Regions from separate parts of the Homo sapiens genome. Here regions 2, 3, 4, 5 and 6 are each linked to region 1. The links are chromatin contacts, found by Hi-C or POLR2A ChIA-PET in ENCODE. All regions are on one chromosome and are shown on one strand. The core of a region is the stretch at or near the end of the contact, and the rest is flanking DNA. Distances in the headings are between cores, read along the strand shown.

Region 1 (4,409 bases), core at 1,023-3,522:
CCTGCCAAAGTGCTGGGATTACAGGTGTGAGCCACCGTGCCCGGCCTATGCTCAGTTTTAAGTACTGGGGTCATGGTGGTGACAGGGCAGACAAAGTCCTTAGCTTTGTGGACACTGCCTCTAGTGGATGAGATAGAAAATAACTAGGTAATCACAAAAACAAAGTAACAGGTTATAAAGGAATTGGAAGGGTGCCCGGGGTCGGGGGATAGAGGAGGTGGGCAGAAAAGGAGACGCTACAGTTGAACTGGAACCTGGGTGAACAGATCTCAGGAAAGAGCACTGCAAGCAGAGATCAGCAAAAGAAGTGAAGATGAGGCCGGGTGCGATGGCTCACGCCTGTAATCCCAGCACTTTGGGAAGCCGAGGTGGGTGGATCGCTTGAGGTCAGGAGTTCGAGACCAGCCTGGGGAACATGGCAAAACCCTGTCTCTACTAAAAATACAAAAATTAGCTGGACAGGGTGGTGCAAGTCTGTAATCTGAACTACTTGGGAGGCTAAGGCAAGAGAATCACTTCAACCCAGGAGGTGGAAGTTGCAGTGAGCTGAGATCATGCCACTGCATTCCAGCCTGGGTGACAGAATGAGACTCTGCCTCAAAAAAAGGCTGGGCGTGGTGGCTCACACCTGTAATCCCAGCACTTTGGGAGGCTGAGGTGGGCGGATCACCTGAGGTCAGGAGTTCGAGACCAGCCTGGCCAATATGGCGAAACCCCGTCTCTACTAAAAGTACAAAAAATTAGCCGGGTGTGGTGGCTCGTGCCTGTAATCCCAGTTACTCGGGAGGCTGAGGCAGGAGAATCGCTTGAATCCGGGAGGCAGAGGTTGCAGTGAGTCGAGATCACACCATTGCACTCCAGCTTAGACAACAAGAGCGAAACTCCGTCTCAAAAAAAAAAAAAAAAAAAAAAAAGAAGTGAAGATGAGCTTGTCAGATTGTCAGATTTGCAAAATAGCCAGAAGGTCAGTGTTCTTGGAGCAAACTGAGTGAGCAGGAGGGTGGGGAAAGATGAAGCACAAAGGCTGAATTTTACCTGGGATGATAAAATAATCTTACACAAGCCGAAACGTATATACTTTCACATAAATTTATGTGCCTATGAAATTGGAGTTGCTCTGGGACTCAAGCGGCATCCTTGCCCCAACCCCTGCTGTTTTCTGAAGCATTCCTAAGGAACCTTAGAGTGTGGGAGAGAGAAATAGCAGGAAGTCCTTAACCTAGTCCAACCCTTTTATTTTACAGTTAGGGAAACCTAAGCTGAGAGAGGAGATGGAAACCTGGTTGTAGGAGTGAGTGGGGAAGGGTTCACGGTCATTCTGGTAGGTAGGGGTAGGGCCAGAGCAAGGAGTCCTGGTTTGTGAACCACCAGCTGGCCGTCTAGGAGTTTACAGACCAGCAGTGGCAATGTTGACAAAGGGCATATCTTCCTTTCCCCAAGAACATTGGCTCTGGAGCAATAACCCAGCAATGGGGGCTTTGGGGTGTCCCTCTTAATCCGGTAGCTCAGCCCATTCGGATATGCCAGCTGGAAAGAGAGAGGGAGAAGTCAACTGAGTACCTCTCTCTAACAGCTCAATCCCTCCCCTTCAGGGTTAAGATCGGGGCTGCAGTGGTTAGCATCTCTGCTTCCTCTAGCCGGCTGTGTCATTGAACCTGTGTGATCAGACGCAAACCAGATCAGTATGACTTCAAAGCTTCATCTTTGAGATGGAGTCTTGCTCCCTCGTCCGGGCTGGAGTGCAATGGCGCAATCTCGGCTCACTGCAACCTCCGCCTCCCGGGTTCAAGCAATTCTCCTGTCTCAGTCTCCCGAGCAGCTGGGACTATAGGCGCCTGCCAGCACGCCCGGCTAATTTTTGTATTTTTAGTAAAGACTGAGTTTCACCTTGTTGGTCAAGCTGGTCTCGAACTCGTGACCTCAGGTGATCCACACGCCTCTGCCTCCTAAAGTGCTGGGATTACAGGCGTGAGCCACCGCGCACGGCTAAAGCTTCAGTTCTTAACCATCAGGCGACAGTGCGTAGTCTGGTAGCAACTGGAAAAGTCCTGCTGAGATTTAGCCTCCCATACACACAGAGTCCCACCCCGGACAGGCTGTATCAACCCCCCACGGCCATATGCCCACTGCTGTTTGCGTACAATGAGGCGGGACCTATAGACTGTATCCACTGACTCATCTGGAGTGATTCCGCGGGGCGCCAATACAAGGACCACTGTCTCCAAACAGCAGCCAGCCACCCCTCTCTCTTGGTTTCCTTCCTTTGAGTGGTGCAAAGGCTTAAGGGTGTAACCTCAGAATGGGGCCCTGAATCAGCTGTGGGCGAGCTCCTAGAGTATCTTAATTCCTGCTTCATCTCTTTCCATTTTGCAGTTGGGCAAACTGCGGCTCAGAAAGATAAAGAACTTCTCCGGAGCGAAAAAGCTGCTAAGAATGTATCCAAAACTCCGCACGGTAAGGACTGAGGACGGTCAAAAGACCACCAAGAGTTAAAACCATGAAGCTGCGTAGTACCGCGGAGGCTAGAGAGACCCGGCCCACCCCTTCCAACCTATGCCCCTCCTCTTAACTTCCGGGCGGGGCATGACTTCCGGTTCCCGCGCGGCGCTCCAAAGCTCGGGGAGTGGTGGTCTCCCTTTCCTGGAGTCATTTGTGGGAGTTAGGGTCTTATCCTGATCTTTCCTCGTCCCCCGCTCCCCCGTCCTCCGAGGTGGCAGCTGCGTAGGTGAACGTTCCCCCTGTCCCCTTCCTTCTCCTTCCTAACCCGAGTACGCTTGCTCGCGGCCACAGTGGCTGCCTGCCCCAGGAGCGGGGAGTCCCTGCCTTTGGGGTAGGGAAATGACTGAAATGTGGGACCTGCGGGCTCCTCGGGCTGACTTGGACCTCACTGCAGCTCTGGAGGTGGACCTCGTCCTGGGACCCTAGAAGCCCATTTCCGCACTCGGGCTAGGCCTTCGGAGCCGCGGCAGCATAGTGGGAGGAGTCGGGCTCAGCTCCCCCCCACCACAACCGGGATTATTTTTATCGGTTGAGTCATCGCACTACCTTTCATCCTTGTGGCTTTGGGCAAGTCCCCGCCCTCCGAGCCTCACTTTGCTTATCTGTGAATGGAAATAACAGTGCCTACCCCATGGGCTATCGGGAGGATCAGTTGTGAGGGAATGCAGTGTGGGGTGTCTGGCCGGCAGAATTCCACAAATGGTAGCAGCGGTTGATGTCACTGGAGGTTCCTGGGGCAGTAATTTATCAAGAGTTTATGATCCTGAACTAAGGATCATACGGAGGAGGATCTGTGTATAACGTTCGGCACAATGTTAGATAGGAAGTAAGGGCGCAGTGCACTGGAGTTATTTTTTCTTTTTTTTTTTTTTGAGACGGAGTCTCGCTCTGTCGCCCAGGCCGGAGTTGCAGTGCCGCGTTGTCGCCTCACTGCAACCTTCTCTGCCACATGGGTTCAAGCGATTCTCCTGCCTCAGCCACTCGAGTAACTGGGATTACAGTCGCACATCACCACGCCTGGCTAATGTTTTGCATTTTTAATAGAGACGGTTTCACCATGTTGGCCAGCCTGGTCTTGAACTCCTGATCTCAGGTGATCCACCCGCCTCGGCCTTCCAAAGTGCTAGAAGTATAGGCATGAGCCACTGTGCCTGGCCTGGAGTTATTTTTTCTCACTGGGTTTTTGAGCAAAGAAAAGGAGTTATTAACTGGTGAGGATAAATTTGTGTTTGGTAAGTCGTCTTCTGAAGCTGACAGGATTTATAAGCCGGGTAAATTGTGGTGCTGGTTCATCTTTGAGAGCCAGCCTTAAGAATTGGCCCACTGACTGCTGGGCGTGGTGGCTCACATCTGTAATCCCAGCACTTTGGGAGGCCGAAGCGGGTGGATCACCCGAAGTCAGGAGTTCGAGACCAGCCTGGTCAACATGGTGAAACCCCATCTCTACTAAAAACATAAAAATTAGCCAGGTATGGTGGTGGGCACCTGTAATCCCAGTTACTCGGGAGGCTGAGGCAGAGAATTGCTTGAACCCAGAAGGAGGAAAGGTTGCAGTGAACCGAGATCACACTACTGCACTCCAGCCTGAGCGACAGAGTGAGACTTGTCTCAAAAAAAAAAAAAAGGAAAGAAAAAGGCCCACTGACAGTCTGTTCCTAGAAACCTGGGTTGTAAAGACGTTGGGTGCTGGGAGCTAGAAGAAGTAATAAAAGGGTGTTTTCCTAAGTGGGTTAGGGGTTTTCACTCAGAAAGGTTTTTGGGCAGGAGGGGAAAGCCTGAGAAGTTTTCTTCCTCTTGAGTTGTTATAAAAGTAATACATGTGTGTAGTTAGAAAACAATGCAGAAAGATGTAAAATGAAAAGTGTTTCCCCCTTCTACTGTTTCTGCCCTTCAGAAGTAAATACAATTAA
Region 2 (4,409 bases), core at 1,293-3,792, 850 kb before region 1:
CACAGCTGTATCCCAAAAAGCCACCCAATTCACCAAACAGTGTCACATTCAGCACTGTGGTCCTTACTACTCTGTACATCAAGGACACCTACTACAGGTTTCCTTTTATTTCTGTTCAATTGCCAAAACAGCTCAAAGATGCAGGTAATGAGTAATTTACGTGGTAGCACAATTCAGAAACTTAAAAGTCCTAACCGAGTATAGGCAATCAAGGTAAAAAATGAAATTAGAAAGGAATTTAAACTCACAAAGTAGTAAGCAAAGACAGGTTTAAAAGATTCAACACTGAACTCTGCCTTTAAGTAGGCAAACCAGCCAATCTTCCCCCACCCCAGAGACACTGAACAAAACCAACCAGGTTTTCCATAAGCAACGCTAAGTTATCACCACACTTTCTCATCGGTGAACAATTCCTAATTGAACAGAATCATGCAGGATAAAAACATTATGAAATCAGTACACACGTCACACTGGAATGGAATTTATCTTTACACTGCACCGCGGTGCCTGGATTGAAAATCACGAACTAGGTTTAAAGAACAGAGAAAATGACACTTGGCAGAAAACAAACAATGACCTGAAATGACTCTAGAAGGGAGATTGCTTTCCCTTCTCAAAGTAATCTATACAGACAAGAATCAAACTACAGACTGTGAAATAATCTGGGGACCTCACAGCAGTTAGCTTCTTACTTGCTCAAACATCCTACAATCTCTAAAAGTCAAACGCACGATGACACAAACATAAAAACACAACACATCTAACATCCAATCATTATTTATTGATTTACACAAATACAGTGGGTGTAGGGAGGAGGTGATGCATGATGAAATGTTATTCTCAGGTACGCAATACCTTTCTAAATCTCCGTGGAATACATGAATTCAACGTTTTACCTTCACCGGCTAGTTTTTGACTAAAATACCCCATCACCAAGTCTTTTCAATCAAAGCTCTCCAAAATTCTACAATCGAGCAAATAACATGAAATTAGAAACATTCAATACTAGACTTTCCTCCAGAAGCCCTGGTAACTCTCTAGACATCAGGCCTATGAGGAGTAAATTAAAGCCCATTAAAAATATTCAGCCTAACACAAATCTTCCAAGAAGTGAGACTTTTGTGGGTGATGGGTAATGTCGGTGAACTTCCTCTTCCTTTAAAAAGGTCAAAGACAGGGAAGCGTCCGGCGTCACATTTCCTCCTCAGATCTCTACCACAAACCACATCACAACTCTCCCATTACTAAAAAAAATTATCCAGAGGAACTGCTTTCTGTACATTTTCACCTTAGACTGAAAATCCAACATACCTCGGAAACGAGCTGATTGGTTTCAAACAAGAAATTTACCGATAAAGTTTATTATGTACTAATAATAATTATGGAAGCCCACTGTGTCCCGCTGTAGGGGGAGCCGAGGGGAGGTGAAGAGCAGGAGGGTGTAATCCTCACAACAACCAGAGAAAAGCCTTCCCTGCAGGGTTGGTCCCAGGCACCAAGCAAATTCTGCCCAATAAAGGGGGGGAGGGTACCTTAGGGGAGGAGGGGAGAAGGGACCCCAAGCTCTAAAAGGAAGGGGCTGCAGAAGCATGGCCAAGTGGGGCTAGCTTTCACAGTATTGCAGAGGGTCTGGGGGTCCCCCCGCAGTGCTGCTGCCGGGGCACCCCAAAAGCTCCGCCCAAGCCCGATGCAGGGGCTTGAGCCGCTGTCCCTTTCCTGGCTGGGCTGTGGCGGCCGGCAGGAGGGTCCCCTGGGCTGCGGGGTCCCCCTGGACTGCGACGACGAGAACCGAAGGGCCGACAGGAAGGTGAAAAGGATACTGTTGGGGCGCCTGAGTCTGGAGGGCCCTGATGTTCGGGTGAGGAGGGGGGACCGCTGCCGCCGCCGCCGCCGCCGCCGCCGCCGCCGCCGCTGCTGCCGCCGCCGGGTGAGGAGGCGGTACCGCTGCTGCCGCCGCCGCCGCCGCTCCGGTGCCGGGTCCGGTTCCTGCTGCAGTCGCTGTGCCTGATTTCAGAGCCGGTTTCTGCGGTAAACTCATGGCAAAGCGAAGCCACCAACCCCCCCAGAGCGGGACCGGGCGCGCCGGGGTGCAGGGGCCGGGGGCAGCGGGGGGGCGGGATGGGGGCAGACCCGGGGAGGCGGCGGGAGCGGGGGGCTGGGGGGAGCCTGGGGGGAGGAGGAGGAGGGGGCCGGGGCCGGTCACACACGCCCGACGCCGCCGCCGCCGCCGCCGCCGCCTCCGCCGCCGCCGCCGCCGGCAGCAGCAGCCGCCCCGCGGGCCAGCACCACCGGCTGCCGGTCTCCGTGACAACGCGACCCCAGGGGGGGGGCCGGACCCGGCGGGGGCAGGAGGCGGAGAGACCGGACCTTTCACGGCAATATCCTCATGGGCCGGCGGCGGGGGATCTTTATCCCCCTCCCCGGAGGAAGCGGCGCCCTTCTCGGTAGCGGGGCTCAGGCGATGCCGGTGGATTTTCTTCACTCAACGAGCAGAGCATCCAACATGGCGCTGTGGCCGCCTCCAGCAGTCCGGCAGGACGGCTGCTCGGAAAACTTCGGACTTTTTCGGAATGGCTCGGGAAACCGAGGGTGGGAAGCCTCTTCGGCTCTTTCCGGAGACTGCTAGGGGTCGGGATTCTTCGGAGACGCTCGGGTGCGTCCTCGGCCGCCGTTCGGGAGGGCTCAGGGGCTAACTCGCTTCCTCGGCAAAGATCGGCGAGGGAGGCTTCGCTGGCTTACAGCGGCGCGGGTGCGGGGCGGAGGGAAAGACCAAAGGCGAGGTCTGGCTTGCGAGAGTCCTCCCCTGCGGCCCAGCCTCGAAGAACAATGGTAATGGCCCCGGAGTCGGCTGTTCGCTGAGCCCCGCTCGCAGGGGCGGAGAGGCAGCGGCGAGGCGAAAAACCCCTGGAGAAGGAACCGCTTAACCGGAATGGAACCCGTTGGATAGGGACCCCCCGCGGGGACTTCGCGTAACCAATGCCACCCGCCGGCCTGTAACCCACGCATTTCACACCCATTGTGTCGACACTTCCTCAGACGCTCTGAGAGGTGAATGAGGAGCCCCATTTCCAGAGGACACAGAGGAAAAGTGACTAGCCCAAGGTCACCCTATCGGGAAAGGACAGAGCCTAAATCTAAATGCCACCTTCATCTGGATGAACCTTGCCGCCTCCCATATTGGCTGGGGACATGACCTGAGCCGCCATATCTAATCAGCAGCCTTAACTGAGCTCTGTGGATGGATTCAAACCTAGGCCTTCCCCAGGACTGGAGCGCCCTTTGACCAGCAGCCAGTGATCAGCTCCCCAATGTCCTATGCTGGGTGACATTTGTTGATAAGGATTTTCTTCCCAGCTAGACCTGCCAAGATCACTCCCACCCCCAACCCCGCACACCCCACTCCTTAGCAGGTGCCTTGTCCTAAGCACAGTGGCATTGAGTGGGAAAGAATGGCAGGCATCGGCCGGGCGCGGTGGCTCACGCCTGTAATCCCAGCACTTTGGGAGGCCAAGGCCGGTGGATCACTTGAGGTCAGGAGTTCAAGACCAGCCTTGCCAACATGATGAAACCTCGTCTCTACTAAAAATACAAAAATTAGCCAGGCGTGGTGGCAGGCACCAGCTACTCGGGAGGCTGAGGCGGGAGAATCACTTGAACCCAGGAGGCGGAGGTTGCAGTGAGCTGAGAGAGTGCCATTGCACACTAGCCTGGGCGCGACAGAGTGAGGCTTCGTCTCAAAAAAAAAAAAAAAATGGCAGGCGTCATGGAGCAATCAAGTTTTAATATAATATTTACCAGACATGGCACTAAGCGCTGTACCCTTCATTATCTCAAGCAGTCCTGTGAAATAGGTAGTATCCATTTTACAAATGAATAAACTGAGACTGGGGAGGCTCAATACCATCAAACCACAGAAAAGCTGAGAAAATTGAGGCTCAAAACGCACAAAAGACTTCCCCGAGGTCGCACCGACAGTGTGGCTGGCAGAGCTAAGATTAGAGTCTAGTTCTGACTCCTGCTATCCTGCTTCACACACTGCCTTACTATTTTGTTGTTGCTGTTTTTTGAGACGGAGTTTCGCTCTTGTTGCCCAGGCTGGAGTGCAATGGCACGATCTCGGCTCACGGAAACCTCCGCCTCCCATGTTCAAGCGATTCTCTTGCCTCAGCCTCCCGAGTAGCTGGGATTAGAGGCATGCGCTACCACGCCTGGCTAATTTTGTACTTTTAGTAGAGACGGTGATTCTCCATGTTGGTCAGTCTGGTCTCAAACTCCCAACCTCAGGTGATCTGCCTGCCTCGGCCTCCCAAAGTGCTGGGATTACAGGCGTGAGCCACCGCGCCTGGCCTATTGTTGTTTTTAATTCATATAAAGCTCTACACATAGTGGATGCTTAATTCGTGACAATC
Region 3 (4,409 bases), core at 1,223-3,722, 730 kb before region 1:
GCTAGAAAGACCAGACAAAAAAGGTGGGGTAAAAAGGTAGGTGTCCCCTTTCAGTTCCCCTTTCTAGCTCAGAGGCCTTTAAGCCAGAGTTCGTGAATGAGTTTCAGAAAATTTCAGAGAACTCCCTGACACGGGATGAAAGGAGCTGTGTGTGTGCATTTGGATGGCTGCAGGGTGGTCCGGTGGTCACCCCCGTGCTCAAAGGTGTCGCCCTCCCTGCAACACAAGAGAACCATTGCTCCAGGGGGAGTCAGAAGCCAGGAAGGGGACCCTTCTTTCCCATCTTCCCCCTCAAGACTCGGAGCCTCAGCCAGGTGCCCCCCTCCCCAGCCCCTGAGCCCTCTCCTATAACCCTAGGCAGGGAAAGGGGGCTCTCTCGGATATGAGGTGTTCAGTTAGGGACTCAGGCCCAGCACTGTCCCAACCAAGAACCCCAGAGAGGTCTAACCCAGCAGATTTCCAAAGGACTCTCCGCTTCTAGCAAGGCGGGAATCCCTGCATTTATGCGTACTTTTCAGCTTTGCAAAGTGCATTTCTGCTCATTCCAAATTTGATTCTCACAGTCACACATATGTGTGAATAAACAGGTTTAGAGGGGTGAGGGGCCTGACGTCACAGGGACAGTGAGGGCAATGGCTCCAGATGGTCTCCTGGCTTCCACTCCTGCCCTCTGACAGCCCCCTCAGCAGCCAGGATGAGCCTTTAAAATGAAATCTGGCTGAGGCCAGGCACCATGGCTCGCTCGCGCCTGTAATCCCAACACTTTGGGAGGCCAAGTTGGGTAGATCACTTGAGGTCAGGAGTTCAAGACCAGCCTGGCCAACATGATGAAACCCCATCTCTACTAAAAATACAAAAAATCAGCTGGGCCTGGTGGCATGCATCTGTAATCCTAGCTACTCAGGAGGCTGAGGCAGAAGAATCGCTTGAACCCAGGAGGTCGAGGTTGCAGTGAGCTGAGATTGTGCCACTGTACTCTAGCCTGGGTGACAGAGTGAGACTCCATCTCAAACAAACAAACCACAGAAATCTGGCTGGGTTCAGTGGTTCACACCTGTAATCCCAGCACTTTGGGAGGCTGAGGCAGGAGATCACTTGAGTCTAATTCTAGGCCAGCCTGGGCAACACGGACCCCATCTCTACAAAAAGAAAATATATATATATATATTTATATATTATATATTTTTAATTAGCAGGACGTGGTGGTATGCGCCTGTAGTCCCAGCTACTTGGGAGGCTTAGGTGGGAGAATCGCTTGAAGCCAGGAGGTGGCGGCTACAGTGAGCTGTGATTGCACCACTGCACTCCAGCGTGGACGACACAACAAGATCTTGTCTGAGTAAATAAATAAAATAAAAAAAAATTCTGATATTACCACTCCCTTGCTTAAAAACCCTCCACTGTCCTGGAATGAAATCCAAACCCTTCACCAGGCCCCATGGCCCCTGCCCACTCTGGGCCCTCATCTTGTGCTGCCAGCGCCCCCTCCCCCACCAACCTCCTCACACAACTCCTCAGTTTCTACAAGTTTCTTCTTCCCCCAAGACCTTTGTAGCTGCTGTTGTCTCTATCTGGAACATTTTTTCCTCCTCTCTACTCTTCCCATGGTCAGCTCCAACTTCAGATCTCAGCCTACCAGCTCCTCAAATGTCCCAGGAACCCTAAGCAGTCCCCCAAATTCTCTGTTACAGCATCCTGTTTGTTTTCCTTTACAGTACTTGTTGCAGACTGTTTTGTTTCCATGTCTTTATCATCACTGTCTCTGTCCCTCTCCAGAATCCACAGCTTTACTGGGGCTGGGACCTTGTCTGGCCTGTCCAACAGAGACTCTCCATCACCCGGCACAGAGTAGGTGCTCAACAAACGGTTGTTAAAATCAAAGGGGGGACAAGTAGAGGGGAAGTGCCTTCAAGTTCTCAAGAACTCTCCTGCATCTAACTTCATAATGCCTACAGAAACAGGGAACACATCTAAAGGTCACAGGCCCTGGGGAGGCAGGGTGCATGGGAAAGCTCTGAATTCTGGAGACTTCTGCCTCACTCCCACTGGGTGGAGGAGTTTCCATTACCCATCCCAGAGAGAGAGGGGACTCTGAGGCTGCTTCACTTACTGCTGGGTTGCAGCTGGGCTTTTTCTAGAACAGGACACTTGGTTACACTACGTTACCAGGTGTCGATTGCCAGAGGAAAAGACTTTTGAAAAAGAAGTTCAGTTCACAGAACATCTCCCCGGGGCATGTGGGTGGTGTAAGGGATTCACCCGGCTGGTGTACGGGATTTGTCAGTTCTTTTATACCATCTCTTTTAAGCTTCTCACCCTTCCCTCAGAAGCAGGTATCACTGGTTCCTTTTACAGAGAATGAAACTGAGGCTTGGGGAAGTTAACTCGCCCAGGTGTGGTTAAGCGATGGCTCCTCCTCCTTCTGTCTCATTTCAGAGATTTCCCCCTTCTGGCAAGCTCTCCTGACCACCCTCCAGGGACCCCAGACAGCATTTGGTCCCTGGCTCTGTGTCCCCACACAGCCACCCTACCCCATGCTGCCTTTTACTGAGGCACACAGCATTTTAGACAGGAGAACCCTGATGGCAGAGGCTGGGTCTCACGGGACCCTGTCTCCTTAAGGGCTTAGTCTGGGGCTGGAGCCTCTACAGATGTTTGAGCAAAGGCGGGAGGCAAGGGAGGGAGGCCGGAAGCCACCCCAGGGACTCTGATGTCCACCCTGCGGCAGCCTGTCTGTGGACAGATGATGCAGGAAGCTCACGGAACTCCCAAGCAGAAATCAGCAGAGATGGAGCCTGGTTATTTTTCAGCACACAAAAGCCGAGGGCCCCTTCCTGAGATGCCTGCCTCAGCCCGGTAGTGAAACTGAACCCACCTCAGACGGGAAAGGCTTGGCGGGCTCTGCTTGGTGGGAAGTCCACAGTGGGTGAGTGACATTTCAACAGCTGCCTGGGGCCCTTCGCCCAGGGCCTTCCATTCACTACCCCAATGGCTCCCCACACCCACCTAGAGCCTCAGCCTCACAAGTACCGCTTCCAGCTTACAGAGAGGGGGAGGGGCCTAGACAGACCAAAAACCAACCATGCCACTTGACAAATTCTCTCCTAACCCCACAGTGCCTCGTCCCTGAGATGAGAATCATCACCTCCGCTTTACAAATGAGATGACCAAGGGTCAGAGAGGAGAAAGGACCTCCCCCCAGCCCTGAGTCACCTGCCTGGAGACTGAGGGAGCCATAATGCGAATCTTCCCCTTGCCAAACCCACTGACTCCATTACGCTGCCTCCAGAGAACCCGAGCCCCGCGGCGAGAAAGTGGTAGAGCTGGGCCTCGAACCTGGGTCCTGGACTCTTGGTCCTGTGCTCCTTGTGGAAGATGGAACTGCTTCTTCAGGTGGGAACCTCACAGAGTCTGGGTGCCCTGGGCAGACTGAGGCTCTGGGCTGACAGGGCAGCCAGCACTTATTCTCCCTAATTGTCTCATTTGCAGTTGTGGGTGCCACGCCTGGCCCCGAGTGTGTTGGGGAAGGTAAAGAACCTCCACTTTGGTCTTCTCAGTTCCCTTCCTGGCACTGTGCAGCCGTGGAGGAGAAATCTGGGTTGAATCTGGGTCTAGTGTTCAAGAGGAGGGCCTGGCAGAAACCAAGAGTGAAGGGGTGGAACCACAGCTCCCTGTGGACTGCCCCGTCCTCAGTCCCCGGTGCCCCAGCTGCACAGAGGAAGTGATGACAGCCAGATGAAGGTGCAACAGTGCCCAGCTCTGGAAACTCCACCCTTGTAAATCAAAGGCCTGTGGTGAGCAGAAACGAGAAATATAAACACGCACAGGTTTCTGGCGACAAAAGCCTCCTGGCCTGGTAGCACCTGGGCATGACCCCCTTTGCCCAGACGACATTAGTCACTCATATGGCTCTTGCGTTTGGTTGGCCAAAGGCGGGGGATTGTTAAGTCATCTTGGGGTGATGAGGTGGAAAAGGGAAGCCCCACATGTGAAATTCTGAGGCCTGGGACTGAGCCACACCCTCCACAGCTACTTTCACATTGTCTCTAAGCCTCAGCTCCTTAGAGACGCTGCCCTTTGTGGCCGAAGTCCCCATCAGTTACTACTTTTGGTGCTGGTAATTGGCTGGGATCTGTTCAATCTTTACATGTCATCTAAAACACACTCATATTATCTGGTAGCTAAACACTTATATTTCACAGATGCTATAATGTAGTGGGTAAAATCTCTGGATCTAAACCTCATTTCAGATCCCCAGTCTGAACTTCCCAACTCTGTGACCCTGAGCAAGTGACTCAGCCTCTCTGTGCCTCAGTACTCATCTGTCAAATGAGGAGGATGATGATAACAATAGTACCTCCCTCATAGGACTGTGGTGACACTTAAATGAGTTAATATAGATAAAGTGC
Region 4 (4,409 bases), core at 1,394-3,893, 690 kb before region 1:
CAACTCTCCAATGCCATAGTACAAACCCCTAGAGAGCCTGCATCCCTTCCAGTCCCATCCCTGCCAGACACTGGGAACGCAGAGGTGAAAAGGCAGGGGCTCTGCTCCATCAGAACCCTGCCTAGTAATAAATCAGGTGACATTTATTAGGCACTTAGTGTACTGCAGGCACTGATCCTGGCACTTTACAAGAATCTCGTCGCTTATTTAAACAACTCTCTAAGCTTGGCACTATCCTTATTCCCATTTTACTTATGCAGAAATAGAGGCTAAGAATTAAGTACTTTGCCTGAGGCTGCTCCAGTAAATGGCAGAGCTGGGATTCAAACCCAGGCAGGCTGGGCCAGAGCTTGAACTCTTGATCTGTGTTAGTCCAGGGGGAGGGGGGAGGAGGGGGGGAGAGAGATAGGAGAGAGAGGGGAGGGAAGGGGAGGGGAGGAAACAGGAGGAGAGCGGAGGAGACAGGAGGAGAGGGGAGGAGAGGGGAGAGGAGGTGAGGGAGGGGAGGGGAGGGGAGGGGAGGGGAGGGGAGGGGAGGGGAGGGGGAGAAAGATTTCAGTCCAAGGTGACCCTGAGAGAAGTCAGTCAGGCGAGGAGTTAGAGGGAAGGGGGCTGCGGGAACACAGGATGGGGGTGGGGTGGGCGGATGGTGAAGTAAGTTTCTAAGAACAGCTATGGAAAGAGAAACAATTGGGACATGTGTCAACACTGTTACAATATTAGTGCCATCCAATTCTTGGAGTCTAGCACCAGATATGCACCATGCATGCTCTGAGTGCTGCTCCTCTCACTGAATATTTGCAGTCTTCCTGGGAGGGACTTATCCTCACTTCACAGATGGGAAATCCAAGGCTCAGAGAGGAAGACACGCCTGCTAAAAGTCCTTGGTGACAATTCAATGGCAGATCCAGGGTTCAAGCTCAAGTTGATCCCATGGCCCTTGGTCTTAACCACTAGGTCACACTGAACAAACAGGTATTGGTGGTGCGTGGTAGGGATCTGATGCAGAAGGTGGGGGGAGCTGCCCAGTTTTTCACCCGGGACCTGCACTTAGTGCCTCCGCCTCCCCCACCCCTATTTGGGCTGAAGGCAGACAGCACAGCTCCAGCCCACCAGAGCCGTGGGGGGGGCGGGGGGGTGGGTGGGTAGTAGTGTGGCCTGGCTAAGGAGTCTCTCAAATATAGTGGGGAAATAAAATAAGTAGCAGAGAGATGGGCCAACCATGGCCCATTCTCATCTTCCCTCCCTAACCGCGTTCATCAGAAAACAGCATATGTGAGGGCCAGCACGCAGCCATTCTTTCCGGTGCTTCAGGAGGTTAGGATGACAGAGCCACGGGCTGGGCGCAGTGGCTCACGCCCATAATCCCAACTTCTTTGGGAGGCCGAGGCAGGCAAATTACTTGAGGTCAGGAGTTCGAGACCAGCCTGGCCAACATGGTGAAACCCCGTCTCTACTAAAAAATACAAAAGTTAGCCAGGCATGGTGGCACCTGCCTGTAATCCCAACTACTTGGGAGGCTGAGGCAGGAGAATTGCTTAAACCCAGGAGGTGGAGGTTGTAGTGAGCTGAGATCGTGCCACTGCACTCCAATCTGGGCAACAGAGCGAGACTCCGTCTCAAAAAAAAAAAAATGACGGAGCCACAAAGGTAATAACAGCTCCCACCTCCCAAGGGCCAACTCCGTGCACCGTCCTGTGAGCTTTACAACCTGTCATAAATTATCAACCACTTTTCACAACACCACTATGAGAAAGGTGCTACCATCATCCCATTTCATAGAGGAGAAAACCGAGGCTCAGAGATGGTCACTCACCAAAGGTCACCCAGCTGGGACTAAGTGACAGAGCTGGGACTACAACCCACATCTGTCTGGCTCCAAAACCTCCATACCTCCATCTTATCTAGAAAGAGTGCTGGATGAGGAGTCTAGAATCAGGGTCTAAGTCCTGCCTCTAACCTGCTGTATAGCCTCAGGTAAGTCTCTTTCCCTTTGTGAGCCTTGGTCTGCCCTATGAGGAAGTTGGCCTAGATGACCTCCAAGTCCCACCTCCTGTGACTCTGTGAGCTCTCATGCCCTCCTCTCTCTGGCTCCCAGCCACCACACCGGAAGCCCAACAGGATGCCGAGTAACCACCCACTGAACACTCAGGGGCGAAGGAAGATGAAGTGCCGCTTTCTCATGGCCATCTTCCACCAGACCAGCCCAGGAAACAAGGAACCACAAAGCCACAGGATTCCCTCCAGCGTGGCCGTGTGAACAGCAGCCCTGGAGCAGAGGGGCTGGGCATCCCCTTGCGGCCATCACTTCCTATGCCCTCACTTCTCGGCAGGGTGTGCGGAAGCGAGGGAGGCAGGCTCCAGCTCAATGCCCTCTGGCTCTGTTTCTCTGGGTCCCCAGGGGCTGGGACGGTGGGAACTGGTCACTCTGGGAGAATCCCAAGCCCACCCCGGAAGGCTGAGTTGAAGTGGAGGTTCAGACAGGTCTGTCTGGCTCCACAGGTAACTTTTGCCCACTGTGCTCTGCTGCCAGCAAGGTCTCGAAGCATCTGGGATGCCTGGCTACCTCTCTCCCATCCCTGAAGTAGCAGCCAAAATCCCAGATCCTGCAGAAACCTACGCCTCCTCAGCCTCAGGACAGACGAATATCCTGAGGCCCGCGCTCCTGCCTCCCTCCTGCCCCCTACAGTCCATGCTCTACACAGCAGCCAAGGTCTTTCCAAACAGAAACCAAGCCCAGTCGCCCCTCAACGTGGGGTCCTCCAGTGGCTTCCCACCACTATTAGAACGAAATGCTGACCCCTGCCCCACAGACAAGGCTGTCCATGGCTTGCCCCTCCAGGCCCACCTCTCCCTAGCCTTCCCTCCACCCTCCACTGCCTCTGCCCGGCCACACCAGCGTTCACCCCCTACATGTGCCAAACTTGCTGTTCCGGCAGCCGGGAACTCTCATCTCCCCCGCCCCCGTCTTTGCCCGGCTGCCCCCTCCTCAACCTTCATGTCCCAGCTCAGACATCACCTCCTTTCCTGGCCGCTCCTCTAGAGCGGCCCCCTCCCCTCACAGCCACTCTCCACCACATCGCCCTGTTTTGTCTCCTTTCTTCTCTCGGAGCGATCCTTCTGGTGGGTGGCTTTGCCTGTTTGGTCTCCAGCTTCCTCCCCTAGAGTGCAGCTCCTTAGGGGCAGGCATGTGACTGCTCCATTCTCTTCTGTCCCCACAATGAGGCAGGGCCTCCTTGGGTGCTCACAACCCTGAAGATGAGGACGCTGCAGCCCTGAGAGGTGGATTGAGCCGCCCAAAGTCCCAGAGCCAGGGAATAGCAGGGTTCAGACCGAGGGCGACCTGATGCCAAGCCTCAGTGGGTGGGGGGCTCTCACGGCTGGGGGCCTACTCTGGAGGGCTCTCACCCAGGGTGGACAGAGTCGCAGTGAGGCTCTTAGGGCGGGTACCAAGAATGAAGGGCCCACCAGCTTTCCCAAATGGTCCTTCTGCAAGCTACAGGCCAGCTGAGCTCCTGCCTGGGGTGGGTGAGACCCTGGGGGTGAAGAGGCACCAAACACCAGGAGCAAAGGCTCCCAAATGAGGGAGACCACAGACACAGGGAGCTGGGAAGCTTCGACCCACCCAGTGCTTGACGGAAGGGGAAAGTGAGGACTATGGAGGGGAAGGGACTTGCCTGAGGTCACACAGCCAATCAGTGGGTCTCCAGGGAGGGAGGCCCTTCCCTACCCTGCAGAACAGCAGGCGAAGCCCAAAGCCCAGGGTCTGGGCAGAGTGCCAGCCCAGAACTGCCAGGCCCTGGGGGCAGGGGCAGGGCTACAGAGTGAATCTGGGGCATTAAGACAAAGAAAGGACTCAAATTTCTTCCTTCTTTCAAAAAACACTTGAGACAGGCAGTGTCTCATACCTGTAATCCCAGCACCATGGAAGGCTAAGGTGGATGAATCACTTGAGCCCAGGAGTTCAATACCAGCCTTGGCAACTAGTGAGACCTTGTCTCTACAAAAAAATATCAGAAAATTAGCTGGGTGTAGTGGTGCACCTGTGGTACCAGCTACTCAGGAGGCTGAGGTGGGAAGATCACTTGAGCCCATAAGTTCAAGGCTGCAGTGAGCTGTGTTCATGCCACTGTACTCCAGCCTGGGTGACAGAGTGAGAGACCCTGTCTCAAAACCAAAACAACAAAAAACATTCACTGAGGCCGGGCGTGGTGGCTCACACCTGTAATCCCAGCACTTTGGGAGGACGAGGTGGGCAGATCACCTGAGGTCAGGAGTTCGAGACCAGGCTGGCCAACATGGTGAAACCCCGTCTCTACTAAAAATACAAAAAATTAGTCGGCTGTGGCCGGGCGCGGTGGCTCACACCTGTAGTAATCCCAGCACTTTCGGAGGCCGAGGTGGGCGGA
Region 5 (4,409 bases), core at 743-3,242, 590 kb before region 1:
CTCTGTCCCCTAGGCTGGATTGCAGTGACATGATCTCAGCTCACTGCAACCTCCGCCTCCTGGGTTCAAGCAATTCTCCTGCCTCAGCCTCCCGAGTAGCTGGAATTACAGGCGTGCACCACCATGTCTGGCTAATTTTTGTATTTTTAGTAGAGACGGGGGTTTCACCATGTTGGCCAGGCTGGTCTGGAACTCTTGCCTTCAGGTGATCCACCCGCTTCGGCCACCCAAAGTGCTGGGATTACAGGTTGAGCCACTGTGCCCAGCCCAGTTTTGTGATCTTTAGAAAATCACTTCTCCATGCCTCATTTTTCTCATCTGTAGGATAGGGGAAGTAATGATACTTAAAAATGTAGCTTTCTTTTGAGGATCAAATAAGCTGTTCTATATATAGCACTTAGAACAGAACAGATTTTGGAACATGCTAAGTGCTCACTGAATGTTAGCTCTCATTAATATTGTTATTGCCACTATATGCTGGACCTGTTCTAAGCAGTCCATGGATATTTAATCCTCACACCAGTCCTATGGAGTCGTTCCTGTTATTTTCAGCATTTTAGAGGTAGGAGAATGAAAACTTAAATGACCTGCACAGTCACGTGGCTCGTCCTGATCTGTCTTTCCCTAGGGCCTGGGGTGAGGTTCACAGAAGATAATGTGCCTTGAGCACTTGGTGAACTATAAAACTCTAAACCATTGAGGGCCCTAGTTTTATCTGTTCTCCTGGCCCAGAGCAGATTAGAAATAGCAAATTAGTGCGAAGGCAGAGGGTGGCAAACACAGGCCCTTCAGAAGGGCAGTTGGCAGCACTGGGGGAGGTGCCTGAAAAGCACAAAAGCAGGCATTGCAGCCCCATGGTGTCGCCCACCTTGGTGGAGAGATAGGATTGAACTTCTGTGTGAGCTCTTTGGAACGCTCTTCCTGACCCCTAACCAGTTTGGGGCCTGGGACTTGGCACGTGGCTGGCACGTGCCAAATGGGAAGGGAGGCTGGGTGTGGTGGCACACGCCTGTAGTCCTAGCTACTCGGGAGGCTGGGGCAGGAGAATCGCTTGATCCTGGGAGGCAGAGGTTGCAGTGAGCTGAGATTGTGCCACTGCACTCCAGCAAGGGTGACAGAGCAAGACTCGAGGTCAGGAGTTCTAGACCAGCCTTGCCAACATGGTGAAACCCCGTCTCTACTAAAAATACAACAATTAGCCAGGCAGGATGGTGGGCACCTGTAATCCCAGCTATTTGGGAGGCTAAGGCAGGACAATAGCTTGAACTTGGGAGGTGGAGGTTGCAGGAAGCCAAGATCATGCCATTGCACTCCATCCTGGGCAACGAGAGCAAGACTCTATCTCAAAAAAAAAAATAAAAATAAAAAAAGCGAAAACGTACATAAAATATCCCTGGAAGGATTCACAGGAACAGCATCCCACAGATTGCCTACAGGGTGAGACTGGGAGACAGGAATGGAAAAGATGCCTATTTTAACTTTACAATTTTCTGTACTATTTGATTTTTTTTTTTTAATAGATACGGGGCTCTTTCTTTTTCGTCCAGGCTGGTCTCGAACTCCAGGGCTCACGCCTGGCCCTATTTGAATTTCGAACCATGTAAATGTACCATCTTTTCAGAAAAAAATAAAATCCGTGTGGGCACGCGGGGACGCTCCGGGCCTCCGAGGGGGTGTGTCTTCTGCTTCTTTAACCTGGCAGGGGCGGTTCAAGTGGCCGGGGAAATCAGCGATTTGGAGGGTCGAGGGCTGGTGCTTTGAGAGAGACGCGGAGGGCAGAGAGGGATTCCCCGTCCCAGCTGCACTCGGTGCATCACCTAGGTTACTCCTTTTCTCGGCCCGCAGGGCCCCTAACCTGCTCGAACCTGTTGTGCAGTAGAGGCCGCCGAGTCCCTTTAAGGCCCCGCCGCGCCTGCGCCTTGGGTTCTCCTGACGCGGCCCATCCGGACCCTGAGGAGCCAGTGGGCTGCAGGCGCAGGCGCAGGCGCAGGCACAGGCGAGGGGTTGGGTGGCGGTTGAGACAGCGGCGGTACTGGGATGGGTAGGTGAGGATCCCGAGACTGAGTGAGCTTCTGCGCGCGGTGCTTTTGGGAACGCGGGACTGGCAACCTGCGGCGCCAGGAGCTGGGCCGAGGCGCGGCGGCGCGGCTGCGGGCCGCCGTCTGGATGGGAAGTTACGGCGAAGTCCACCCAGCGTTTCTCAGGTGAGGGCGCCGCGCCAGGCTGGACGGGCGGTGAATCCGGGACCGGCGGGCGCACACCTGGGTCGAGGCGCGGCCGTCGCAAGTTTTGTTGCGCGAGCGCGGGGGCGGGTGGGAGGTGGGGGGTGTGGGGGGTCGTGCACCGCCGGGGGCTGAGTTCCCCGCGCTGGATTCTTCGCCTGCCGCTGCCGCCCTCAGCCCAGCTCTCGTGGGCGCTGGGGAAGAAACTCGCTGGCGGGTGTTCTGTGGCATCCCAGGGGGTGGAGGGACGGAGCAGCTTCGGGGGCACGTCCTCCTATATCCTGTAGAGGACACTGACTCCGCACCCCACCCTCGAGGCCGGAAATCGGTTCCCTCTGCGGGCCTGAGAGGCGAGAGCGCTCGCGCCCCTGACTTGCAAAGTTGGGGTCTTTACTGGCCTCCGGGCTTCTGCTCCTGGCGGTGTCTCCAGGCTGGTGATGGGCAAGCCAGGTGTGCCAGGTCCAGGATGCACATGAGGAGCGTTTGTAGCCATCACTGAATCACCTCCTGACTAGCGGGGCAAGCCTCAAATGAACCGCAGGATTTCGGCTAGGTTGGATTGTGGGGTTGCTGTTTGCACTCCGAGGAGTTGCTGTGGTTTCCCTGTGCCTGTCTGTCTGTCTTTCTGGCTTCTTAGATCATCATCTCATGTGGCGTCCTTTCACCGAAGAGTTAACCAAGACGTTTGGCCTAGTTTCCTTGCTTTCCTTCTGTCTTTTGCTGCTAGAGCTGCTTTCGAAAAGAAGTCTTTTCTGGCAGTGGTACCTTTTCTTTGGGTTACGGTGTTGTTCATCCTTTCTTTGCCAAAGGAATGAATCCCAGTGCTTCACGAAGTTAAAGATCTGCTGGTAGTGTTTAATCTGTTTGGAGCTGATATGCGTTAGTAGCTTTCTTTTTGTTTTTAAATTTTATTAGTAAAATTTCACTAGTGAACCAGAAGCTATTTTTTTCTATTCTGAAATGCTGGCTTTAAGATTTCTGATAACTTTGCGTCAAAGAAATCTTGGAAAAGTTACTGAAGTATACAGAAGAAGTTCACAATTTTAAATGTGCAGGGGGCCCGGGCGCAGTAGATCACACCTGTAATCCCAGCACTTTGGGACGCCAAGGTGGGTAGATCACTTGAGCCCAGGATTTCCACACTAGCCTCGGCAATGTGGCAAAACCCTATCTCTACTAAAAATACAAAAGTTAGCTGTGTGTGGTGGTGTGTGCCTGTAGTCCCAGCTACCCGGTAGGCTGAGGTGGGAGGATCACCAGAGCCCGGAAGGTTGAGATTGCAGTGAGCCGTGATCATGGCAGTGCACTCCGACCTGGATGGCAGAGTGAGAGCCTATCTCAAAAAAAAAAAAAAAAAAAGTAATGAATTTTGACCAAGTGAACCACCACAGATCAAGAAATAGAACATTACTAGACTGGAGTATATTTTTGGAGTGGCATTGTTGGTTTTAGAGGTATATGAATGATAAAACTTTAGTATTACATATTGTTGAACATTTTCCCAAAGTGGTTGTACCATTTAGCAAGGATATTCTGGTTACCCCACATCCTCGCTGATGCCTGTCAGTTAAAAATCATTTTGCCATTCTAGTAGGGGTGCAGTAATATATCAGTGTGGTTTCATTGAGATTGAGTATCTTTTATTGCCATTTATGTGTCTTCTTTTGTGACATGCCTGTTAAACCTTTTTATCCAGTTTTCATTGATATGCTTGTTTTCCTGTTGATTTGTAATACTTTATTCTGGATATGCCTCCTTTCTAGGATTTATATGTATTGCATTTCCCTTTTTTCAATCTGTAGCTTGCGTTTTCACTCTTTTATGTTGTTTTTTCATGAATGGAGATTCTCTGTTTTTTTTCTTTTTGAAACAGGATCTCACTCCATTGCCCAGGCTGGAGTGCAGTGGCACAATCACAGCTCACTGCAACCTTGACCTCACAAGGCTCAGATGATCCCCCTGCCTCAGCCCCCAAGTAGCTGGGACCTACAGGGGAGTACCACCACACTCAGCTGTTTTCTGTATTTTTAGTAGAGATGGGGTTTTGCCACATTGCATAGGCTGGTCTGGAATTCCTAGGCTCAAGTGATACACCTGCTTCGGCCTCCCAAAGGATTGGGATTACAGGCATGAGCCACTGCACCCGGCCTGAGATTCTTAATTTTAATGAAATTATACTTTATCAAT
Region 6 (4,409 bases), core at 582-3,081, 520 kb before region 1:
AAAAGTCAGGGGTGCTGGCCCCATGATAGGTGCAATGGGTGCCTCCAATTCCCTCTGGCTCTGCCTCCCAGCCTCTGTCCAAGCAACAGGCAGATTTTCCATGCCTGGGGACTTGCCCCTGGCTCACTGATGATGATACCATCTTAAGTCTCCTGGAATCCTTAAACCCTTCCTTGGCATTTGTGAGCAAGTATTGAGCCCCTCCCATGTTTTAGGCCCAGTGCTGGGTGCTTTCACCTGCAATTTCTTACAGAGGATGGTATTTCCTAAACTCCATTCATTTGCTACCTCCATGATTTTTGCCATATCACCCAACCCATGAAATACATAAATAAATAGTATTTACTCAATATTTTGACTCACTTTTAAAAAACATAAACTTATCTGAAAAGGGAACCTATGTCACGCCTCTAAATAAACAGTATCAACCAAAAATACAAAAGAAACAAAAATAAATACAAAGACATTCTTGGTTTCTGGCACCAGGCCCCAGTTCTGGCTCCAACCTTACTGAGAAGTCACATGATCTCTCTGGGCCTCAGTTTTCTCCTCTGGAAAATGGAGCTTTTGGAAGTTAATGCATGCACAGTGCCTGGCCCTGAGACTGGCATGGAGTGAGTGGAAGAGAGGTTGCCTGACCTGGCTAAAATTGGTTCTCTGGGCAGACATTTTCCCAAGGGCCACTGAGAAGACCCTCCTGTTAGGAGTCAGTGAGCTCTGTCGCTGGAGGCATTCAAACAGAGCCTGCGGACTTCTCACTGCGAAGTTGCCCAGAGAATTCAGTGCTCAGAGGAAAGGGAGTGGTTATTCCATCAGAGCTGGTTCCCCAGGAGCGGGAGCAGGGCCTGTAGCACCCAGCCTCTGTCCCTGGCTCCCGTCTATCCGGGATTTTAGCGTTTCCTCTGTAGTTTTCAAGCACTGTCTCATATGACTCTCGCACCAGCGAGAGGCCAGGGGAGATGGTGTCTGCCTGTTAAAGAGGGGCAGGCTGGTCCACATAGGTCAAGTGACTTGGCCAAGGTCACCAGAGCAGAGTTTTGAACTTGAGCTGTCTGACTCAACTGCCTGGGAAGTGCCTGCCCCTCCTCTGGCATCCAGGGAGCATGTCCTGGGGCTCTGGCTGGGACATAGCCGGACACCTGCGGGCCCTTTACGTCTCTAAAGAGAGAAAGAGGGAAGGGCCCCTGTCTAGGGGGTGGTTTCCCTCCAGATGCCACCCCTCCGAGGTCCCCTTCTGCTTCTTCTTGCGGTAGCCAGGGAGGCAGCCCACGGGCAGGGAAGCGGGGGTGGGGGTGCAGAGTCAGAGGTGCACGTGGACAGAGACAGAGAGACAGGGACACGTGGGCAGAGACGGATAAAGACAGAGACCCAGAGAAAGCCAGATATGTTGACAGACACAGAGACAGACGCCAGAGAGGAAGGCAGACAAAGAGACGGGTGGAGACAAAGACTCCCACCAAGAGACGCAGAAGGAAGATGCCGACGGTAAAGACAAAACAGGAGACGCGCGCAAGGAGCAGGTCAGAGCCCAGGCTCGCTGAGAGAGGAAGGGCTGGGCTGGGGCAGCCCGGAGGCAGAGAGACCGAGAGTGCGGGGCGGGCGAGGGACGCCAGGGCCGCGTCACCCCAGCCCGTTCCTAGCTCCGCTCCCGGCAGGGGGCGCCCTGGCCTCGTGGCACGACCGGCCCGCGGGGCGCGGGGCTCGGGCCGGGGGCGGGGCCGGGGCCGGGCTGGGGAGGGGTTGGGGCCGGGGGCGGGGGAGGGGGCGGGCTGCCCGGGCCTCACTCGGGCCCCGCGGCCGCCTTTATAAGGCGGCGGGGGTGGTGGCCCGGGCCGCGTTGCGCTCCCGCCACTCCGCGCCCGCTATCCTGGCTCCGTGCTCCCACGCGCTTGTGCCTGGACGGACCCTCGCCAGTGCTCTGCGCAGGTAAGGATTCGACGCTGCCCCGCGCCCTGGTTCCCCAGGGCCCCAGCGGACGTGGTCCATCCCCTTCTGCATCCTCCGCTGGCCCCGTGGTTGAACTTTAATGGCAGGGCCGGGGTCTCCAGCGCCACGCCGCCCACAGCAGCCCATTCGGGACGCCCTGCAATTGGTCCTGCCCCTGTCCTCCCGCGCATCCCAAGCTCCCGGCGCGCGCTCTGGGCGGGACAGGAGATTGGACGTGGCGCCCGCGGAGCCGGCGAACTCAGGGGACCGCGCTCGGGACCGCCCTGCAGTCCCAGGGTCTCCTACCTCCCGAGCCGCTGCCTGGGACCCTGCGCTCTGTCTGGGCACCTGCCCTTGGTGCCCCGTGACTGAGCCCCTCCTGGTGCCTCCTTAGCCGTAGCTCTAGAGACCTGGGCTGCCAACCCCAAGGCCTCGTGGCCTGGCGCCCTCCCAGGCGTCCCACCTGACCCGGTGGGGTCTAAAGCAGTTTGGTTTGGGAGGAGGAGAGGGCAGGAGGCGCTTGGAATGGGGGGCGTGGCGGGAGGAGACAGAGGACACCCGCGTGGGTGTCAAAGTGTGGGCACCCACTGTGGGCACCGCAGCTGTGGGGCAAAGCTCTGGAGCCCGCGAAGCCGAAGGAGCCTGCCGCCCCCTTTAGGCTTTGCGAGGTGGGCCTCCCAGGGCTGCTTCCCTGCCCAGTCTTGGTAAGAAAGGGTTAAACGCAGGTCTCAGCAGAAAGGCAGGAGGCCGAGGAAAGCCTCCCCCACTCCCCATTGTGCCTTATGACTCTTTTTCAACACATAATGGGGTCGAAGGCGGGGCCTTTACAAAGGCCTCTGGGTGGAGGGTGAAATTCCTTGAGATCAAAAGAGGGGGCGATTCTTGGGCCAGGAAGGGCTTTGGGCCCTGGGAAAAAGTCAGACCGCTCAGGTGGGCCCAGCTGCCCAGGGAGGCAGGGGTTGGGTCCCAGCCTCAGTGTAGATACTGCAACTGTTTTTTGAAGGCCTACCGTGCGTAGAGGGACCTGCTCTGACATCTCATGTACATCATTTCATTTTACAAATGGGGAAACTGAGGCTTAGACAATTTAAGTAAGTGGTGGGACCAGGGTTTGAATCCAGACTCCAAACTCTGCAGCCCTAGCGTCCTGCTCCCACTGTGTTGCCTAAGAGATAGGGGGCTGAGCCTTGGTTTTGTCTTCCGGCTCCTCCTGGGCTCAGCCCGCTCTTCCTCCACTCTCCAGTCTTGCTCTTTCCAACTGTTTAGTCCTCCCCACCTGTGGGTGTCCCCACGCTGTCCTGCCCCAGCCATCCCACTCCCTGGCCCCATGCATCTTGTTCCTGTGTCACCTTTTTCTTTCTTTAACTGAATACCTGTGAATTCCCTCAGAAGAGGCCCCTGGACACAGCTTCTCAACATCCCAACTGGTGAAGACTAGGCTGAGTGATGATCCCGGTCCATGTGCCCATTTGTAAAAAGGGGTGTATTCCCCTTTCGGGACTATTGTGAGGAATAAAACTGAACTGAGGCCAGAACAAGATGCTATCTTCATTCAGCAAATACTTAAGCATCCGCCGTGTGCCAAGCTCTGTTCTAGGTGCCGGGAATGCCACAGTAAATCAGCCAAAAGCCCTCTTCTGGATTGGATGTTTGCATAACAAAATTCTTTCAGGCTTTGAAACTGTCAGAATTCACAGTGTAGACTTGAAATCAAGCTATTCATAAGGAAGGAGATTAAGACGCAATCACCTGTAAAATGGATTGGCCAACCTTTGGCCCTCACTTTAGCAAAGGCAGCCTTGCTGTGGGACCTGGGATCAGTTCTGTTCCCTCTCTGTGCCTCGGCCTCCTCCCATAAGCTGTGGAGATCAATAGTGCCTACCAGTGGTGAGGTCTAGATATGATGAATGCTTGCGAAGGGTTTAAGCTGGTACCTGTGCTTAAGAAAATCCTGGCTATCCTCAGCTCTCTTCTCAGCAGAAAATGCAATGCGGAGACTGGAAGTTGGGTTATGTGCCTACCCTGCCTCTGAACCTGTTACCCACTTCTGCCCAGGCCCTTCCCATCCTGTTGGGCTACACATGTGGGGTGGCATGGTGCCCTCTTTGCTCACACTCAGATGCCACCTTCTGTCGCCATCCTAAACACAGCCTGGGCTGGGAGCGCAGAGCTCCATGATGAGATCAGCCCTGGAGCCATCATCTCTGCAGCGCTTCCTGCCCTCTGCCTGTTCTTGTGCCTCACCGTGTCCTAGCTCAGGACCAAACTCAGCCCTGTTCTGTCCCATGACTTACATACCCAACATTCCCTGCAAGCTGGATATGATCTTGGAAAGGGGAAGTGAGTTGCCCAGAGGCACACAGATGCTACCTGAGGAGCTGGGGCTGGAGCCTGCGTATCTAGAATTCCAAATCTAGCAATCTCCATGCTGTACCCATCTCTGGGCATATGAGGCCTTTTAATCCAGGGAGTAGGATCCAGTA

Evidence for each region. A loop is a pair of places that touch in the nucleus more often than their neighbours do. ChIA-PET counts read pairs that join two places held with the same protein, here RNA polymerase II (POLR2A). Pooled maps may share reads with other maps.
Region 2: a map of naive thymus-derived CD4-positive, alpha-beta T cell shows a loop between it and region 1 (9-fold over the local background). The contact joins the promoter of EIF4G3 here to the promoter of LINC00339 in region 1. A Hi-C loop is called at or near these places in 1 of 168 maps with a recorded cell type or tissue (naive thymus-derived CD4-positive, alpha-beta T cell) and 9 of 50 pooled maps. POLR2A ChIA-PET finds 5 or more read pairs at or near these places in 2 of 52 experiments (B cell and activated T-cell).
Region 3: a map of B cell shows a loop between it and region 1 (4-fold over the local background). The contact joins the promoter of ECE1-AS1 here to the promoter of LINC00339 in region 1. A Hi-C loop is called at or near these places in 2 of 168 maps with a recorded cell type or tissue (B cell and naive thymus-derived CD4-positive, alpha-beta T cell), 17 of 37 single-sample maps with no recorded cell type and 15 of 50 pooled maps. POLR2A ChIA-PET finds 5 or more read pairs at or near these places in 4 of 52 experiments (CD4-positive, alpha-beta memory T cell, activated B cell, activated CD4-positive, alpha-beta T cell and 1 more).
Region 4: a loop to region 1 is called in a map of natural killer cell, with 4 times the contacts of the local background. The contact joins the enhancer-like site here to the promoter of LINC00339 in region 1. A Hi-C loop is called at or near these places in 3 of 168 maps with a recorded cell type or tissue (CD4-positive, alpha-beta T cell, gastrocnemius medialis and natural killer cell), 3 of 37 single-sample maps with no recorded cell type and 13 of 50 pooled maps. POLR2A ChIA-PET finds 5 or more read pairs at or near these places in 5 of 52 experiments (BJ, CD4-positive, alpha-beta T cell, T-cell and 2 more).
Region 5: a pooled map shows a loop between it and region 1 (11-fold over the local background). The contact joins the promoter of NBPF3 here to the promoter of LINC00339 in region 1. A Hi-C loop is called at or near these places in 8 of 50 pooled maps. POLR2A ChIA-PET finds 5 or more read pairs at or near these places in 2 of 52 experiments (WTC11 and activated CD4-positive, alpha-beta T cell).
Region 6: a loop to region 1 is called in a map of B cell, with 5 times the contacts of the local background. The contact joins the promoter of ALPL here to the promoter of LINC00339 in region 1. A Hi-C loop is called at or near these places in 3 of 168 maps with a recorded cell type or tissue (B cell, naive thymus-derived CD4-positive, alpha-beta T cell and vagina) and 7 of 50 pooled maps. POLR2A ChIA-PET finds 5 or more read pairs at or near these places in 3 of 52 experiments (HCT116, activated T-cell and naive thymus-derived CD8-positive, alpha-beta T cell).

The regions. Positions count from the first base shown.
Region 1 is chr1:22,022,919-22,027,327 of GRCh38, forward strand. LINC00339 (long intergenic non-protein coding RNA 339) reads left to right here and starts at 2,273. Exons shown (of 2, transcript NR_023918.2): 1 at 2,273-2,454. LINC01635 (long intergenic non-protein coding RNA 1635) reads right to left here and starts at 3,130. Exons shown (of 3, transcript NR_110692.1): 1 at 3,046-3,130; 2 at 1,888-2,048; 3 at 1,076-1,527. RefSeq lists a silencer at 2-121 and enhancers at 2,558-3,159, 2,771-2,880, 2,958-3,252.
Region 2 is chr1:21,174,355-21,178,763 of GRCh38, forward strand. EIF4G3 (eukaryotic translation initiation factor 4 gamma 3) reads right to left here and starts at 2,543. Exons shown (of 37, transcript NM_001391906.1): 1 at 2,368-2,543; 2 at 1,821-2,004. RefSeq lists an enhancer at 2,458-2,507.
Region 3 is chr1:21,290,818-21,295,226 of GRCh38, forward strand. It overlaps ECE1-AS1 (ECE1 antisense RNA 1), which reads left to right and starts at 2,473. Exons shown (of 3, transcript NR_038404.1): 1 at 2,473-2,926; 2 at 3,117-3,393. It also overlaps a transcript of ECE1 not described here. RefSeq lists enhancers at 2,420-2,509, 3,351-4,409, 3,890-4,049.
Region 4 is chr1:21,332,213-21,336,621 of GRCh38, forward strand. It overlaps a transcript of ECE1 not described here. Among named protein-coding and RNA genes, the nearest start is that of ECE1-AS1, 41 kb to the left of the region's middle. RefSeq lists an enhancer at 2,164-2,383. Within about 2 kb of position 2,644, at least 39 of the 41 ENCODE cell types and tissues checked have a DNase peak (open chromatin) inside an H3K27ac peak, as active enhancers do; they include CD4-positive, alpha-beta T cell, gastrocnemius medialis and natural killer cell, where a contact is called at or near this core.
Region 5 is chr1:21,438,145-21,442,553 of GRCh38, forward strand. NBPF3 (NBPF member 3) reads left to right here and starts at 1,993. Exons shown (of 15, transcript NM_032264.6): 1 at 1,993-2,204. RefSeq lists silencers at 1,597-1,646, 2,612-2,906 and an enhancer at 2,127-2,637.
Region 6 is chr1:21,507,592-21,512,000 of GRCh38, forward strand. ALPL (alkaline phosphatase, biomineralization associated) reads left to right here and starts at 1,832. Exons shown (of 12, transcript NM_000478.6): 1 at 1,832-1,926. RefSeq lists a silencer at 1,640-1,739 and enhancers at 1,775-2,345, 2,346-2,915.